Regions from separate parts of the Mus musculus genome. Here region 2 is linked to region 1. Evidence: chromatin loops called from intact Hi-C (ENCODE). Cell type or tissue: heart. All regions are shown on one strand. Links, peaks and the distances in the headings refer to the core of each region. The heading gives the core; the rest is flanking DNA. Region 1 has its middle 4.7 kb from the start of Gm34201. Region 2 holds the start of Gm52212 (a long non-coding RNA gene).

Region 1 (8,328 bases), core at 115-8,114:
ACTGAAGGGACTACCCCAGGATAGGGTTTTAAGTACACATAGAGGGCAGACACCAGACTCAGAACCCAAGTTCAAAGTCTTCAAAGTAAGAAGACTGCCCAGTAGGCATAGCCTTCAAACCTCCACATCACCTGCCCTACTCATATGGCACAGGCTCTACCCACTGCTGGGCCATGTTGGGCCCAGGAATCAGACCCCCGCCAAGGGACAACCAGTCTAACACACAGCAGAATGAGCCACCCGAGGGATGCTGGTGGTCTCCAGAAGGAGATATTATGTGAGCAGAGTCTTGGGGGCAACTAGGGTGTAGCTCCCAAATTTGGGAGGGGTCCCTGAATAGCCTTCTATGCAGCTCTAAGCCAGAGCTGAGTTTCAAAGGGTATAGAGACCCCTGGGTAGGCTCCGAGGGGCAGGGGGCTCTGAAGGACTGACCAACGTACACACAGACACCTGTAACTGCTGCCAGGGTGATAGATACAAATGGAAGACATAGACACTGTGGAGCAAGAGCCACACCTCATGCTACACAGGGTCCTGCGGCAAGCAGGGATGGGCCCTGGGAGACAGTTCCTGGATTCCAGCCAGCTCTGCTCTGACTGGCCTGGGAACATGGTGGGCTGAATATTCAACTCTTAACTCTGATAGATGTGGCCTTAACTTGAAGACCTGGTCTCAGCATCCTGCACTGTGAAGTGGGCCCTTGATCTTGGGGTCCGTGTCTTTGAAAAAGACAGAGGGGGCCAGGGAGATGGCTCAGCGGGTAAAGGTGAACACAGCCATGGCGAATGGCTCAACTTTGATCCCCGTGACACACTTGGTGGAAAGAAAGGATTCCCTTCTGAGAGTTGTTCTCTGACCTACACACACACACACACACACACACACACTCACAGAGAGGGAAAGAAACAGACAGAAAGGCAGAGACAAACAGAGACAGAGAGACAGAGAAATTGAGACACACAAAGACAGAGAGACAGAGACAGAGAGACAGACACACACATGCATTCACAGAGAGAGAAATAGAGAGACAGACAGACAGATACAGAGAGACAGATGCATACACAGACACACACACAGAGAGACAGAGAAACAGAGTGACAGAGGGACAGGGAGAGACAGAGACAGAGAGAAACAGAGAAAGAGGCACAGAGACAGAGAGAAACAGAGAGACAGAGAGTCAGAGAGACAGACAAACATACATAAATATGCACACATACACAGACACACACAGAGAAACACAGACCCACACACATACACTACATAGTGTTTTTTTTTTTAAATGAAGCAGAGGAGAAGACATCAGATGGACCCAGGAAAGTGGGAGCAGATACAGAGCCATGTACCCATAAGCCAAGGGATGCCCCAGCCTACAGGAGCTGGCAGAGCCTTTGGATCTTGACTAGACTTCTGGCCTTCACAACTCAGTGGATAAATAAGTCCATGTAGTTAAAGCCTTTAGCTTGTGGTCATCTGCTAAGGTAGCCTAAGGCTCTAATGGCATCCTTCTCCCCTCCCCCCTGGAATTCCTCTGTGCAGAACTCAGGTGACCTAACACTTACCTAGGCTTTGACATTCCCCCAGGGCACAGAACAGGTGATGGAGGGCAAGGAGGTGCAGCAGAGATCACTTCAGGGTGCGGTAGGGACAATGTCTCGCTACCTGATCCTTTGAACACCATCTCCTGGACTGACAATATTCCTATCTCTCTCCAAGCTAGGGTTCAGTCTAATGGGCTGGTACCCTAGTCTCCAGACCCATTTCCAGTAGAGTTTGTGGGAAACAGAGGCCTCAAGAAGGGACAGGTCCTAGCAGGACACAGGTTTGGAGGACACATCTTGGTCAGGGACAAAACAGTCACTTTGGTCCAATCCATTGGAACCATACTAACACAGTGCTGATTTGAAATGCCTGCAACTTGAAGTCTGGTCCAAGGCTTGCACTCTCAAGCAGGGTGATGGCGACCTCTGCTGGCCCAGCTCCAGAGCCTTTTCCAGCCCAAGGCATAGGAGGCAGCTGCAAGAGGTCTGCTAGAACCAGATCCCCCAAAATGGAAAAGGCCTGTGCTTCCACAGTCACAATGTTGCTCTCAACCATTATCTGTGGATGCTCAGTGTCGGGAGCTCTGTAGACACCCACGGAGTCTCCCCTACACTGAATGGGCTAGATTGGGGCCTGGATGAGGGGCCTGAGACCTGAGAACAGAGATCACAACCCAGGCTCCGTGGAGCAAGAGAGAAATGAACCATCAGGACAGAAGATTCCAGGTGAAGACAGGAGGCTCCCTGGGGAGTTCTCGTCCCTGCCTGAGCTTCAGTTTATTCATCTGCTCTGAGCAGACCTGTCCCCCATCTGGGAGGGATTGGAGAGTGGTGGGCACACGCCCTGTGGGTAGGGAGGAGACTCAGTCAGTCCCCAAGCACAGCACTCAGAAGCACGTCACCTGACACTCTCTACGTTCATGAGCCTAGCATACTAAGTTTTGTATTATGCTCAGTTTTAAAGACTTGTTTATTCTTATTTTATGTGTACGAGTGTTTTGCCCCCATGAATGTCTGTGCACCACGGATGTGCCTGGTGCCCATGAAGTTCAGAAGAGGGCATCATATCCCTTGGAACTAGAGTTACAGATAGGTGTGAGCCACTACGTGGGTGCTGGGAACTGAGCCGCTGAGCCATCTCTCCAGCCCCAGGTTGGTTGTTTTATTTATTTTCTTTTTTTTTTGTTGTTGTTGTTGGATTTTGTTGTTGTTGTTGTTGTTGTTTGTTTTTTGTTTTTGTTTTGTTTTGGTTTGGTTTGGTTTGGTTTGGTTTTTTCGAGGCAGGGTTTCTCTGTGTAGCCCTGGCTGTCCTGGAACTCACTTTGTAGACCAGGATGGCCTCGAACTCAGAAATCCCCCTGTCTCTGCCTCCCGAGTGCTGGGATCAAAGGCGTGCGGCACCACGCCCGGCTGTTGTTGTTTTTGGTTTTGGTTTCTCGAGACAGGGTTTCTCTATATAGCCCTGGCTGTCCTGGAACTCACTTTGTAGATCAAGCTGGCCTCAAACTCAGAAATCCACCTGCCTCTGCCTCCCGAGTGCTGGGATTAAAGGCATGCACCACCACGCCCGATTTATTTATTTTCTTAAGCAGAAATGAATTTCCTCACAGCCAGCGCTGGGGACGAGAAACACAAATCAAGGTGTCTGCAGGTCTGGGGGTGTTTTGATTTTTTTGTCTCGTTTTTTCCTTTCATTACACTGGGATCCGTAAACAGGTTTTCACTTCAGTATGTAATATACTCAGTACAATTTATCCTGCCATACCCCGCTAAAGAGCTGCTTCTCGCCCTGCCCACTGGTCCTGTTTGCCCCCAGCTATCTCTCATCGTCCATACCTATGTACTTATACATCTACATAATAAAATCCTGGATCCATGAACGGGAGAAAACACACAACCTTTCTTTCTGAAGTGGACTTGTGTTTGGCACAATCATCTCCAGTTGTGTGTGTTTTCTTGCTAGCAGCCTAACTCTGTTCTGCTTTGCGGCTGGGAAAAAAAATCCCCCAGTCTATATACAACATTTATTCTTTATCCATAGCTTCCCTATCTGCTTCCACAGCCTGGGTGGCTGGCCCTAAGCAAACCTCATCCCAGCCTAACCCTAGACCAGGCCCAGCAGGAAGTTTCCCAAATGGTGACCATACAGAGTGTGGTCAAGAGTATGGTGCCCCAACTTTGCCTCGGAGCAAGCACCCTTTCTGTGCTGAAGTCTTGGAAAGTGCTGGGCCAAGCAGTGAGGTTGGAGAACTGGATCGACAGGCCATGTGTCAAAACCTGCATCTGCAGGGCACTGGTGCCCTCTAGTGGCGGATCGAAGGAAGGCAACGCACACCTAAACCGAGAACAGTGCTGTGATAGGGCTCTCTAGGTAGGAAGGGGCAGGTATCAGGCAGGGTTAAAGTCCTCAGGAGTTTCCCACCACTGAGCCATCCTCCCCGCCCCCATGCTGTTCTCTAATTAGTTATTGTCAGTCATTCTGTGACTGAGGAGACTTAGAGGAAGTGAAATGAGCTCTTGAGGGGGCAAGGGATCTAAAGCCAGGACTCCTGAGAGCCTTCCACACCCTGATCAGCTCCAGCCCGGTCATCTACGGGTGAGAACTGAAGCGAAGATGGCTTATGGGAGTCTGGAGGCTGGCTCATCTCAATCCTGATCTCCAGTCAGAATTCACAAACATGGCTACTAGTTCCATTATGCATACCCGTCTCCGACACAGATAGACAGGAGACATGGTGGCAGAGCCCACACTCTGCTCTCGGCAATGCTCCACACTGACTTTTGGAAATGGACCTCTGGCCACCTCTCCAACCTGCCGACAGTTAGGAGAAGAGGGCTGGAAGAGGACAGCTCAAACACAAGCGACACAGTCAGACACCGGTTCAAATCCCAGCCCCAACACCTTCCCACTCTAACTCACCTCCATTCCCCTCCCTGGGTCTTCATGACCTCCCTGGCGAGATGGGCTGTTGGTGTTTTTGCACAAGGTGGCTTGATCATCAATCACGAGCTATTTGCAGAGCTCAAGCCTGAGGCTCAGTGTCAAAAGCAAGCGTGCAGATCCTGCAGAGCACAACCCAAGAGCACGGCAGCCTACGGGAGACCCAGAGGCACCAAGTTATGCCCCCCCCATAGTAGGGAATCAATAGAGATCAAGGAATCCTGGAGAGAGAGAGTAGGACCCGGGTAGGGAAGGATGCAAGTGGAGCAGACCCCAGAGAGCAGACATGTCCAGAGTGAGCAACTCCATAGAAGCAAAACTCATGTTAGTGATAGCCAGGTTAGGGTGGGGTAAGGAGGTTACTCTTCACCTCTGATATCTAGAGACATGAAAAGATGTATGTGGCTAAGTTGGTAAAGCACTCTCTTAGCATGCATGCATGCATGAAGTTCTGGGGTCCATCCCTATCCATCCCTAGTAGCATCTAAGATGAGTGTGGCATACGTCTGTCGTCTTAGCGGTTCAAGGTCATCCTTGGCTACACAGTGAGTTCAAGGATAGCCTGGGCTACATGAAGCCCTGTCTCAAAAACTCCAAAAAAAAAAAAAAAAGTTCTACAGTTAGTATAAATGTACTAAAAACCCATACTGAGCCCCCCACCCCCAAAAGAATGGCTTTTTGTGGTGTGTGATTTCAGTTCAGGTTTTCAAAGGCCCTCAGCTGACTGACACCCACCTCCCCAGCAGGCCACGGAGCCTCTCCTACTTCATTCTTACTCAGATGCCGCATCAGTAAATTTTCTCACCGCTGTTTTAAAAACATCTCGACAGAGCCAACTAAAGGAAGGGATGGGTTATCTGGGCCACAGTTTGAGGGCACAGTTGATTGTGGTGTGGAAGACATGGTGGCAGGAGCTTGAGGCAGCTCAAGACAGGAAGCAGGGAGAGACAAATGCTGGTGTTCGGCTTGCTCTCTCCTTTATATATGCCACCCATAGTTAGGCTCATCTCTCTTCAATTAACACAACTTAGAAAATCCCTCTCACGGGGGCTGGAGAGATGGCTCAGAGGTTAAGAGCACTGAGTGCTCTTCCAAAGGTCCTGAGTTCAAATCCCAGCAACCACATGGTGGCTCACAACCACTTGTAATGAGATCTGATGCCCTCTTCTGGGATGTCTGAGACAGCTACAGTGTAGCTGTTTATATTTATTATATGTAAGTACATTTATTTATTATATGTAATTCCATGTATTATATGTAAGTACAGTACAGTGTACTTACATATAATAAATAAATAAATCCTTAGAAAGAAAGAAAGAAAGAAAGAAAGAAAGAAAGAAAGAAAGAAAGAAAATCCCTCTCACAAACACTATCAGAAGATTGTCTCTGGGGTGGTTCTAGATCCAGTCAGGTTGACAATATTAAACAACAACACACACATACACACACACACACACACACACTATATATATATATATATATATATATATATATATATATATGTATATGTATATATATATATATATATACACATATATATATATATATACATACACACACACACAGCTGCCATGGAAAGTCAGAGAGGCCAGTCATACCCATTTCTGCATGCATTATCTGATATTAGGATGGTTGGTCTCTGTCTGACTGCCTCTCCTATTCCACCATGAATGCTCACAAAGTCAGTGACCATATCGGCGACCCTTGTGTTCACCACAAAATAGTGGCCTCATGAATCAGCCATCAGACAAGTAATGGGGACAGTATAGAGGTTGGATGGATGGATGGATGGTGGATGAATAGATGATAGACAGGCAGGCAGGCAGGCAGATAGATGGATGGATGGATGGATGGATGGATGGATGGATGGATGGTGGATGAGTGGATGATAGACAGGCAGGCAGATAGATGGATGGATGGACAATGGATGAATGAACTAGATGAATGGATCTTTAAGAGCCTGGAAAGTCATCCAGAGCCCTATCTGGGGACAGAGGTCCTGCCCACCTTCACTCTCTGCTCTCTGCCTGCCAAATCAGGCACTGCAGATTCACCAAGTCTGGTGAACTGTGGCCAGGCAGGAGCAGCAGAGCTTAACAGGGGAAGAGTCAGCCTTGTTCTCGACCTGCAGCTCACAGCCCAACCAAGCCTCCCTGGCTAGGAGCATAAGCAATGAGCTCAGGGCCCCCAGGGATCTCCTCAGAGCAGACCACGCCAAACCAGCCCTCTGCCAAGTGGGGCCAAGGGAGGATGGAAGAAGGCTGAGGACTGGCAAAGTAAGACTCAGAGCAGAGACATCCAGACTGAGCATGAGCTGACAGGAGTCTCATGGATACACAGTGCCCCGTACACACACGCACACGCACACGCACACGCAACGCACTGGCGGCCAGTCACTGCTGAGCAACTCACAAGTATCATGTGAGGCAGTTGATAGGGTTTATTATACCCACTTCATAGACAGTAAACTGGGGGTCCAGTTCCTGAGACGCTCCATCTGGACTAGCTCCCATCCCCATGGCTCCTAAGCAAGGATTCCTTTAAGGCAAGCCTGCAGGTGCCTCTGTCCTTTAGGTACCCAGTGTCAGTCACGTAGGCAGTGGATGCTCATCTGGATTGATCCCCACACTCATCCTGAGACAGGAAGGTGCAACCTAGAGTCACGTGGCTGATGCCCCAGAAACCGGTCGGGGTTGGGGGGAATGACAAGAAGGCTGATCCCTTCCACCTTTCACAGCCGAGAGGGCCATGTGCCTGATGCCCTCTATGGGCAGGGTCTTGGGCTGGGGAATTTCTCAGAGGAGGCTGTTCTGAACCTGGAACCCAGCAGGTGAGAAGGAGGTGTCCAAGTAGAGGGGAGCAGGAGAGGAAAGCTGTCCTCCGTGAAGCCACATATTCTGGAATCGTGGAGTACACAAGCCAAAAGAAAGCCACAGCTGAGGTCTATCCCAGAATCTGACAATAAAGACAGGACCAAAGTTGGGAGGTGTAGCTCACTGGCAGAGCACTTGCCTCCCGCAGGTGCGGCTAAATCAAACCAGCGTTAACCTGAGCGGGGGGGGGGGGGGGGGGGACGACGACGACAGGGGGGCGGGGGGGGACGACGACAGGGGGGCGGGGGGGGAGCGGGGGGGGGAACGGGGGGACGGGGACACAGCATCCATAAATGAGCTGAGATGGCCACACATCCATCAAAATGGCAAGCCCATAACACAGGTATATTTTTGGTTTCTGTTGCTATGATAAACACCATAATGAAATGTTGCTTGAAAAAGAAAAGGTTGGGCTGGTGAGATGGCTCAGCGGTTAAGAGCACTGACTGATCTTCCCAGGGTCCTGAGTTCAAATCCCAGCAACGACATGGTGGCTCACAACCACCCGTAATGAGATCTGAAGACAGCTAAAGTGTACTTACATATAATAAATAAATAAAATCTTAAAAAAAAAAAACCCTAAGTACAGATCTGGTGCTGCGCTGACTGAGAGAGAAGGGATATTTAAAAAAAAAAAAAAAAAAAAAAGGAAAAGGTTTATTTTAGCTTGCAGGTTATACTCCATCATGAACGGATGTCAGGATAGGGACTTGAGGCAGGAACTGAAGCAGAAACCATAGCTTTCAGGCCTGCTTTCTTATATGACCCAGACCCGCGTACCCAGGAGTGGCCCTGCCCATAGTGAGCGGGGCCATTCCACATCAATTATTAATCAAGAAAATGTCCTACAGACTTGCCTCCAGGCGGTTCCCAGAGAGGAGGATAAATCGCTGAAGTTTGGCAGATGTCTAGCTCAGTGACACCTCCCCACATGAACCAGTTGTTCTGGGTGTGTCATTCAGGAGTCCCAGTGGAT
Region 2 (8,328 bases), core at 1-8,000, 420 kb before region 1:
TGCAGCTTTGCTACTCAGTTGCACTCGGTAGGAAGTGTTAATGGTAGAAATAGATTAAACTTGGTCTTGTTTTGTTTTAGATGCAAAATGACAAGTGAGGGGCTGGAGAGACAGCTCAGCGGTTAAGAGCACTGACTGTTCCAGATGACCCGGGTGTCTAGCACCCACCTGGCAGCTCACAACCATCAGTAGCTCCAGTTCTGGGGTCTGATTGCCTTTCTCTGGTCTCTGCAGGCAGGCACTGCACTCATGTGGTGCACAGAGACATACATGCTGACAAGTATATGTTTGGTTTTGGTTTTATTTTTGTTTTATATTTTAGCTCTGGCTGTCCTGGAGCTCAGTATGTAGACCAGGCTGGCCTCAAACTCATAGTTAGCCTTCCTCTGCTTCCCGAGTGCTGGGATGAAAGGTGTAGGCCTCCATGGCCTGGCTGTCATATACATTTTTTTTTTTTTTTGGCCTTAAGCCTAGCTTTAGCAGGATTCATCTCTCCAGCTCTCATACACATTTCCAAAGTGACACGTGACAACTATGTGCATTTGGAATACATTGGTAGATTGATGGCAGCTCAGCTGGCTTCCCCTGGGTTCCACAAGGCCTCACAGCCCTCTAGTACTGCCCACATTCACACATGCTATGCTGTTTAACAGTCTCCCAGAAACCCTTGCTTCTCTATTTTCTTACATCCCTTCCCCACTGGCGACCAACATAGGATTAAGAGAACTGAAGCTTTCCTGCCATGTCAGCAGGAGCCCCAGGGGCAAGGAACATGGGGCAGCTCAGAAGAGCACCAAAGTAGCAACAGAAAGGGCGGAGGAGCAAGGCCGAGGCACCTGATGAGGAGCACTACCGAGGCTCTGGCTTCAGGGCCTGCAGAGGCCAGATACTTCCTTCCTGAGTTTGAGTAGCTGCAGGCTGCAGGGCTCAGATAAGAAAGTCACCCCAGCACTTTTCCTCTCCTGGGTCACTCGAGCCAGTGACTGACTCCAAAGGAACTTTTCTCCAGGCCTGGTCTTCACCATTGAAACCAGGGGTTTGGGGGAAAGCCTGGGCTCCGGCAGCCCCAGCAGGCTAGGCTCAGACACCATCTCCATGGTGGTCACGGAGGCTCAGTGTGGCCACTGGAGGAGGAGGAGCAGGTCGCTCCTTCCCTCCTGGCCCTGCAGACAGTGCAGGCAGCAGCCTCATTCCTTTGGGGTACCCCGGCTCCTCAGCTGCATCATGGAAGGATCCTGTAAAGGAGAGAGGCTGGCCTTGCCCTCGCAGTTTGTGGAGCAGAACTGGAAGCAGGAGCCTTAAGGGCTGAGTCAGCAGGTTCTGTTCCCTTCCTTAGGAGATTACCTGGGCGGCGAGGCCTACTGGGCTGGGGGCCTGCACCTCTACACCCCACTGCCCTTCCGGCCAGGCCAGGGTGGCTTCGGAGAGCTTTTCAGAACTCACTTTTTCCTCAATGCGGGCAACCTGTGCAACCTCAACTATGGTGAGTCAGCCCCGGCCACGCATCCTTCCGATTCAGAACGGTGCCATCCCTTACAATGCCGTTATGTAAAGGGGAGGCTGCGGCTTACTCTAGAAACAAGCTTCAAGTGCTTCCGGGGCCCAGAGCTCAGCACAGCTCTGTCCAGAGGATGCTCACAGGGCACTGAGCAGTTGGGAGCCCTGGGCCCTCTCTGAGGTGTGGCATGGGCCCCGCTGCTCTGCTAGAAGAGCCTTTCTAGGCCAAGGGGCAGGGTAGCCAGGCCCAGAGAGTCGAAACCTTCAGCTGGCTGTGGAAGAGTCGGGTGCCCATGATGCCAGCCCCATACCTGTCTCCACCAGCTAGATCCAGCTGTAAGGGGCCCTGTCAGGGAGGGCCACACCTCTGCTCACCACCTTCACTGTTTCAGGTGAGGGCCCCAAAGCCCATATCCGGAAGCTAGCTGAGTGCATCCGCTGGTCCTATGGAGCAGGCGTCGTCCTCCGACTTGGCAACATCGCTCGGCTGGAGCTGAACTACTGCATTCCTATGGGCGTGCAGGGGGGCGACAGGTGTGTGGGCCACTGTCAGCTCTGCAGCTCATCGGAGCTTCTGTTGCAAGTGGTTCCGAGATGGCCACTTCAGTATAGGTCTGAACTTAAAGAGAGAATGGAGTCAACTAAAGAATGAGAGCATGCGGTCCGCTGCTGAGCTGCTCTTAGTTGGAGGGGGAAGGGAAGACCCACCCCTTCCCTGGAGCACTGCTGCTCTGCCTCAGGGGCTAGCCAGGGGAAGTGTTGACCCTGCTTGCTGGATGTGTAAAGCAGGAGAGAGCTTCCCTGTGCCAACCCTGGCCTGGGGCTGCCCACAGCTTTGCTCTGGGCTGGAGGACTCCACCCATGGACATGGAGCCATGTCTGTGTTCCTTGGGTGGGTTAGACCAAGGGCCATTCAGGGTTATAGAGAGAGCCTTACATTACCTTGTAGGCATTGTCTGGAGGCCCAGAGGGATTGTTATGAGCAGGGAGCTTTAGTAACAAAGCTCGGAAAGTCAGAGGTCCAGACATGATGGTGGGAGGCAGTTGCTAGGACACTGTACCTGGCTTCCATGGGACGGGCCACCTGCTGACAGGCAGGCAGCCTCACGGGGAGCCAATGCAAGCACCTGGCCTCTCATGGGCCCCTCTCTTGTGCCTTTATCCCAGACAGATCAATTCCCACGGGCCACAAGGCCAGATGCCACCTTGCCTTGTGGTAGGGCCTGGAATAGGTTACATAGCTACTCTGGCTCTGTTTTCCTGTGCAGAGACTAGAAGGCTTTGACAGACAGCTCTGAGCTTTCAGGGGAAATGTTGCATGTCCGAGCGGCCCTCCCGCTCTGCTTTTGTGTGGTCTGACTATGGTGTCTGTCACTCCCATACTGCTGTGTTGTACTGGCCCACTGTTCTTGTCTCTCAGTGTCTTCTGTCCACCACGCCTGCTGCCTACAGTCTGACCTGCCACAGTTGCTGATTGCACAGTGCAGTGAGGAGAGGAGGGCTGGGCCCTGGTGCGCAGCAGGTGCCTTCTCAGCCTGGGTTAGCTCTGTGCAGCCTACCATGTAGGTGGAGCTGAAGCGGAGCTGTGGCCAGCTGCCTTCACATACTGTGTTGGGGCCAGGTCACAGGGGTGTGGTGGGCTCCAGTGCCAACCACAGCTGCAGCAGCTCTCTGAGCAGCTCACCTCTTGTGGCCCATGCTGCTGTAATACTGACAGCAGCCACAGGGTGGCAGTGTGCACCAAGCAGTTCCTTCGCTCTTGAGCTTCTTGCTAATTGGCCCTTTAGCGAGTGTTCTTTACAGCTCAGGACCCCTCAGCTGCAATGAGTTAAATCCAAGAAGCATGTTTCAAAGATAAATTGAGAACATACCCTTCAGGAAGAAGAAGTCTGCTGTGCTGAAGTGGGGAAGACCCTGGCCCGGGTTTGCCTGGCAGCTGTTTGCCATTGTGATGGTGGCAGGCAGGTGTTGGCTGTGGGTAGTGAAGGCTGTCCAGGGTCAGCCTTGAACATAGAGATACCTTCCCTAGTGTGGTTTGCCTTGCAGCTTTGTTGGCAAGAGTGGAATTTGAAAACATTTGAGGGAAATGACCTCAATTTTATCATGTTTCTAAAATTAGGCAGTTGGCAGGTGGACAGTTGTCTGTAGCCCCACCCCCAGAGTTAAGCCAGGTGCTCTGAAACTGGCAATTGTGGCCTTTGCAAAGGGTGACAGTTTGAAGTGTTCTGACTTGTGTCCTGAATGATTTCTGGCACAGTCTTCTCTGGGACCTGAGTTCTGTCACAGCGTGACTCCTCAGACCAGGTCCCTGGAGACTCAGCAGTGAGTCAGCCCCGCTCCAGCTGTTCCTTGAGCTTCAGGAGGGACAGGACACCATCATTGCAGCTGGGGAGGGCATCCTGTATGTGGGTACAGCTGTCCTGGGGGAGGGGTATAGTATGGGTGGACAGAGAATGTGGGGTTGCTGAAGCCTTAAGGGAATGGCTTCTCACAAGTGCGCCTCTTTCTATTCTCCTCCCCCTCCCCCTCCCTTCAGCCTTGTTAATGTCTTCCTCTCTGTGCCTGTCAAGGGCTCTATTTGGGGCCCACGAGTGCTGTTTGCCCACACCTAGCACACCATCCAGGGTGGAGTGTTTGGGGGTTAAGAGAGGGTATCAGTGGACTTCTCGGATGACCCCTGCTAGGCCTGGTATAAGGGTGAGCACTGGCACCATGCAGCAGGAAGGCAGCCTACACCTGGCCTAGAGGTAGAGGCTGAGGAGGCCAACGGGGTCTGCAGAGCACTGATGGGTCCTGGCCCTGTAACTCTGGATGCCACCTCGAATACTCATGGGCATTGCTCTGTGGTGTGTGTCATAGCACAGGCATCTTTGACTTGCTTATCTCAAAGCTTACTTCTCTGAGGCAGCCGTGGTCCCTCTTATGTAGGCCGGGGCTGAGGGCACAGGTGCACTGTGCAGCTTGGCTTGGGTCTTCAGCCTCCAGAGATTCAGCTTCCCTCCAAGCAGGAGGCTCCTCCCCAGGGCAGAGTGACTGCTTCCATTTACCTGTGCCTTGACATTCCAGTATGGCACAGCACTCAGAACTGGGTGTTTGGTGCCTGCAGCCAGTCCTGAGAAGGCCCACACAGGACATGGTTGAGCTAAGCTCTCCAGAGAGCACACCTGAGGTGACCCTTTATGTATGTCATCCTGGGTCAAGAAAAGGGCTGGCTGGTGGCTGGCCTCTCTGAGGCTGGGTTGCTTGGTCATTGTGAGGCCCAGGCTCTACTTGCTGTCCTGACAACAGGACAGTGCACCTTTGGGTGGGATGGAGCAACAGAGGGTCTTGGGCTCTATTCCTGTCTTTTCTCCTTTCTCCAGGGGCTAATTCCTATTAGCCTAGGGAACTGGGGGGGGGGGGGCAGGGGCAGGGTAGGGGTGCGTACAGAGCCTCTCGATGGTGTAAGGAGCGTCCTGTTGACCTCTCTCTTTCTTTTTAGGATTTGTGATGGTGTCCAGTTTGGAGCTGGGATTCGGTTCCTGTAACTTGAGTCCCAGGGGCAGCTTGGATGAGAAACAGGCATCTCCCAGGCTCCAAGCCTATTTGGAGGTGACACGGTTGAGTGCTTCTGGGCCGGAATCCTTATGGGAAATCACGTCAATAAATTTTAAACGCTCAGCGGTGTCCTGGATGTGGTCTGTTTTTCAGGCCATGCGTCTTTATGGACACATGCTTTTCCTGAGGACATGTGACAGTCTGACCTGTGCTGTCCTGGGCCTAAGGGCTTTCAGGTGACTTCTCAGAGCCTTTTCCTTGTAGACTCCTAGAGTCTACTGTTGGGACCCCACTTACCAGAAGTAGGGCTGAGCTGTGGGGTGGCCCTGAAGGACACTGACCTTGTCATGTCACAGGTTACCACCTCAGTGCAGCAGGACCTGCCAGTGCTGGTATGATGCTAGGATTCCGAGGCAGACGGGAAGTGCGCTGTCTGCTGATAGCCATGGCTGCTCCTGCCTGTCATGCTTGTGACTCAGGCTGCACAGCTATCGTCTTACAGGAACCTGCGATGTCCAGTGGGCCATAGGCTCAGGTGCTGCTGGGCAAGACTGACTGCTAAAGACCTCTGTGCTCTCTCTTCGGAGCTGGCAGGCCAGACTTCTGCCTCTGCTCTTTTAAGGACAGTCTTGTAACATGAGGTCCCAGATGGACCCGATAGCTGCATTTCAAGGCTAGCTGGTGAGCACACCCAGCTCTGCCTGCGCCCTGCTCCTTTCTTGCTCCAGCTGTGTGGTTGTGATTCCTCGGTCTTTAAAGGGGGGTCTGTTGGAAGCCACTCCTGTCCCCTGCTTGGATGCTGGTATCCGCAGATACGCAGGGCTGTCAGATACCATGTTTCAGGATTGCTTTGCAGGCAGGAGGCAAAGGTCTTACCCAGGCTGGCCTTGAACTCTCAGGGGTCCTCAGCTCCTCATGTGCTGGGGTCACCCGTGTGCACACCACATCAGAGTGATGCCGGGCATGTGCACACGGCTGCCTCAGGCCTGTGTTACCTCCAGCTTACAGTGTGGAGGCTTGGGCCAGAGGGGCGGTTCATATCTGTGATCCCAACACTAAGGAACCTGAAGCAGGAGGATTACCTTGAGTTCAAGTACAACTTGAGCTATGGAAGACTCCATCTCAGAAAACTTACTAAAGATGTTGTACTGAATTGTCTCAGGATAAAGTTAAGTCTGGATGTGTTTAGGATAGACACAGTTGTTGTGGGTTTTACTTTGTAGCCAAGGGTGACCTTGATCCAATCCTCCTGCCTTCCCCTCCCAAGTGCTGGCATTCCAGGCATGTACCACCATGTTGGATTTACACAATGCTGGGGATGGAGCCCAGAGCTCCGTGCCTGATGGGTGAGCACTCAACAACTGAGGCACATCCCTAGCCACTCCTGAGTGCTGTCCCTCTGCCAGGCTGAGAGCTGGGAGGTGGCGCCTAAGGGGATGTTAGCTAGCCAGCATTGGGACATGGGAGTCTGTCTATTCTGATGGAGGTCTCTGTAAGTGGTACTTAGGGGATAATTTTCTGTTTACTATAAGATTTATTTATTTATGTATATGGGTATTTTTGCCTTGTGTATATATGTATACCACATGGGTACCCTGTGCCTGTGGAGGTCAGAAAGAGGGTATTGGATTCCCCAGAATTGGAGTTAAAAATTGTTGTGGGCCACCCTGTGGATGCTGGGACGTGAACCCAGGTCCTCTGCCAAAGCAGCCAGTGTGCTTAACTACTGAAGCCCCTTGGGGGATATTCTTAGCTTTAAAAAACTGACATAAGCTGGGCAGTGGAGGTGATACTCAAGAGACAGAGCCCAGCCTGGTCTACAGAGCCAGTTCCAGGACAGCCAGGGCTACACACAGAAACAGAACAAACAAACAAAAAATAATAAATGTATTTTAGAGTTAATCCTCCTCTGAAGTCTTTGAAAACAGGATGTGCCTGGGACCTCTGCTCCATGGTGTCTGCTGACTCCCCCCACCCCCATGGTCTCATGCAGACCAGCTCCTGTCCTCCCTGGGACCTTTTGTTTACTGAATAACTTTGGGGCTTGGGGAACAGCCTACACACACACACACACACACACACACACACACACACACACACCTGTCCCTTGCTCCCTTACTACCTTCAATGGAAACTGGTGTTTGCTGAGAATAAATTACTCCTTTCAATGGTTGGAAATGTCAGTCTGCAGTTACTCATTGATGATTGGAACCCACTAAGGACCTGGTGTTCAGAATGGGGATTGGGAGCTGCAGAAACTGACACAGATTTGCAGACTCCATGACCTTTGAGAACCCAGGGAAGGCACTTGTGAAAGTCTGGTTTTAATCAAGACTGGGCTGCCCCCGGTGCTGCCTTGGGCTCATTAATGAAAGCCGCTGTCTCCAGCGTGGCCCGACCTGTTTGATTTTTCAGGCTTCCCTGTAGGCTGCTCTTGGGTGAAGGAGGTGGGGCAAGGTGGAAGGTCAGGGTGAAGGGGTGAATTCTGTCCCTTTCCAGAGGGTTGTGGTGGACAGACCAGAACCAGTTGCCTGGGAGTCTGAGAAGGCTTTAGGGAGCTTGGGTAGAAAGCTGAGGAGGGCAGGCAACTCCTGAGTCGGCCTTGGCCCAGATTCTTTGCAGCTTAATGCTTCATTTCCCCTCAGCATGCAGAAAGATCTAGGCAGAGACAGAGTTTGAGATGTGTTTAATTAACCTTTGCTCCACTCTGTAAGGGAGCAGTCTGGTAGCCAGCCTGCCTGTTCTACAAGGACACCAGATTCCTTGCTTGGAGTGTGCTGGCGTCCTGAGCAAGGCTGTTTGTCCGGAACCTTACCTTGATACTGAGGGAAGAGCCTGTGTTGTGGTGGTGGTGCCCATCCCCCAGTGTATGGTCCAAAGCCACTCAGGAGCTGCCAGCCTTCACTCTTAGCTTTCTGTCTCGAGCTTGCCTCATTTCTGATCTCCGTGGAAAGCCCTTTGAGGCTCTGGTCTCCCAGGCTCCGTCCTGCACCATCGCAGTGGTCACTGGGGCATGGGGGTTCTTAAGTGATCCCAGTCTTTCAATGCTGACATGTCACAATTACCCAGAATAAAAAGATGACATTAATACCATCGTCGATTGTGTCATAAAGCTCCTTGGAGACTGGGAGACTGCCAGTGTGACAGATATAAATGCCCCAACCCAATTTCTCTTGAAAGCTCACATTTCTATTGGCACCGAACACAGTCATTTGCTTTCCTTGATGCTTGCTGATCGATGTTCCTGTTTTCAAGCAAATGGCTGCCAGATCCCCAAGTCCTGGAACCCCAGTG

The links. A loop is a pair of places that touch in the nucleus more often than their neighbours do. Peaks named below come from ENCODE experiments on the same cell type or tissue, not always from the same donor. Only the 100,000 strongest peaks of a DNase experiment are listed, where the experiment ranks them.
Region 2: it touches region 1 in a loop (5-fold over the local background); 12 of 42 quality-filtered maps call a loop at or near these places.

The regions. Positions count from the first base shown.
Region 1 is chr15:84,627,930-84,636,257 of GRCm38, forward strand. No RefSeq gene overlaps it. Among named protein-coding and RNA genes, the nearest start is that of Gm34201, 4.7 kb to the left of the region's middle. In heart, for the core only: CTCF peaks have their summits at 1,975 (motif pointing left) and 3,850 (motif pointing left); DNase peaks (open chromatin) are centred at 3,852 and 6,682; H3K27me3 peaks cover 2,393 bases.
Region 2 is chr15:84,209,148-84,217,475 of GRCm38, forward strand. Samm50 (SAMM50 sorting and assembly machinery component) reads left to right here. Exons shown (of 15, transcript NM_178614.5): 13 at 1,337-1,483; 14 at 1,890-2,031; 15 at 4,979-6,936. The coding sequence ends at 5,024. Gm52212 (a long non-coding RNA gene) reads right to left here and starts at 8,123. Exons shown (of 2, transcript XR_003951633.1): 1 at 7,850-8,123; 2 at 7,340-7,692. In heart, for the core only: no CTCF peak of the experiment used is centred there; DNase peaks (open chromatin) are centred at 904, 3,214, 3,814, 4,184 and 3 weaker places; H3K27ac peaks cover 4,810 bases.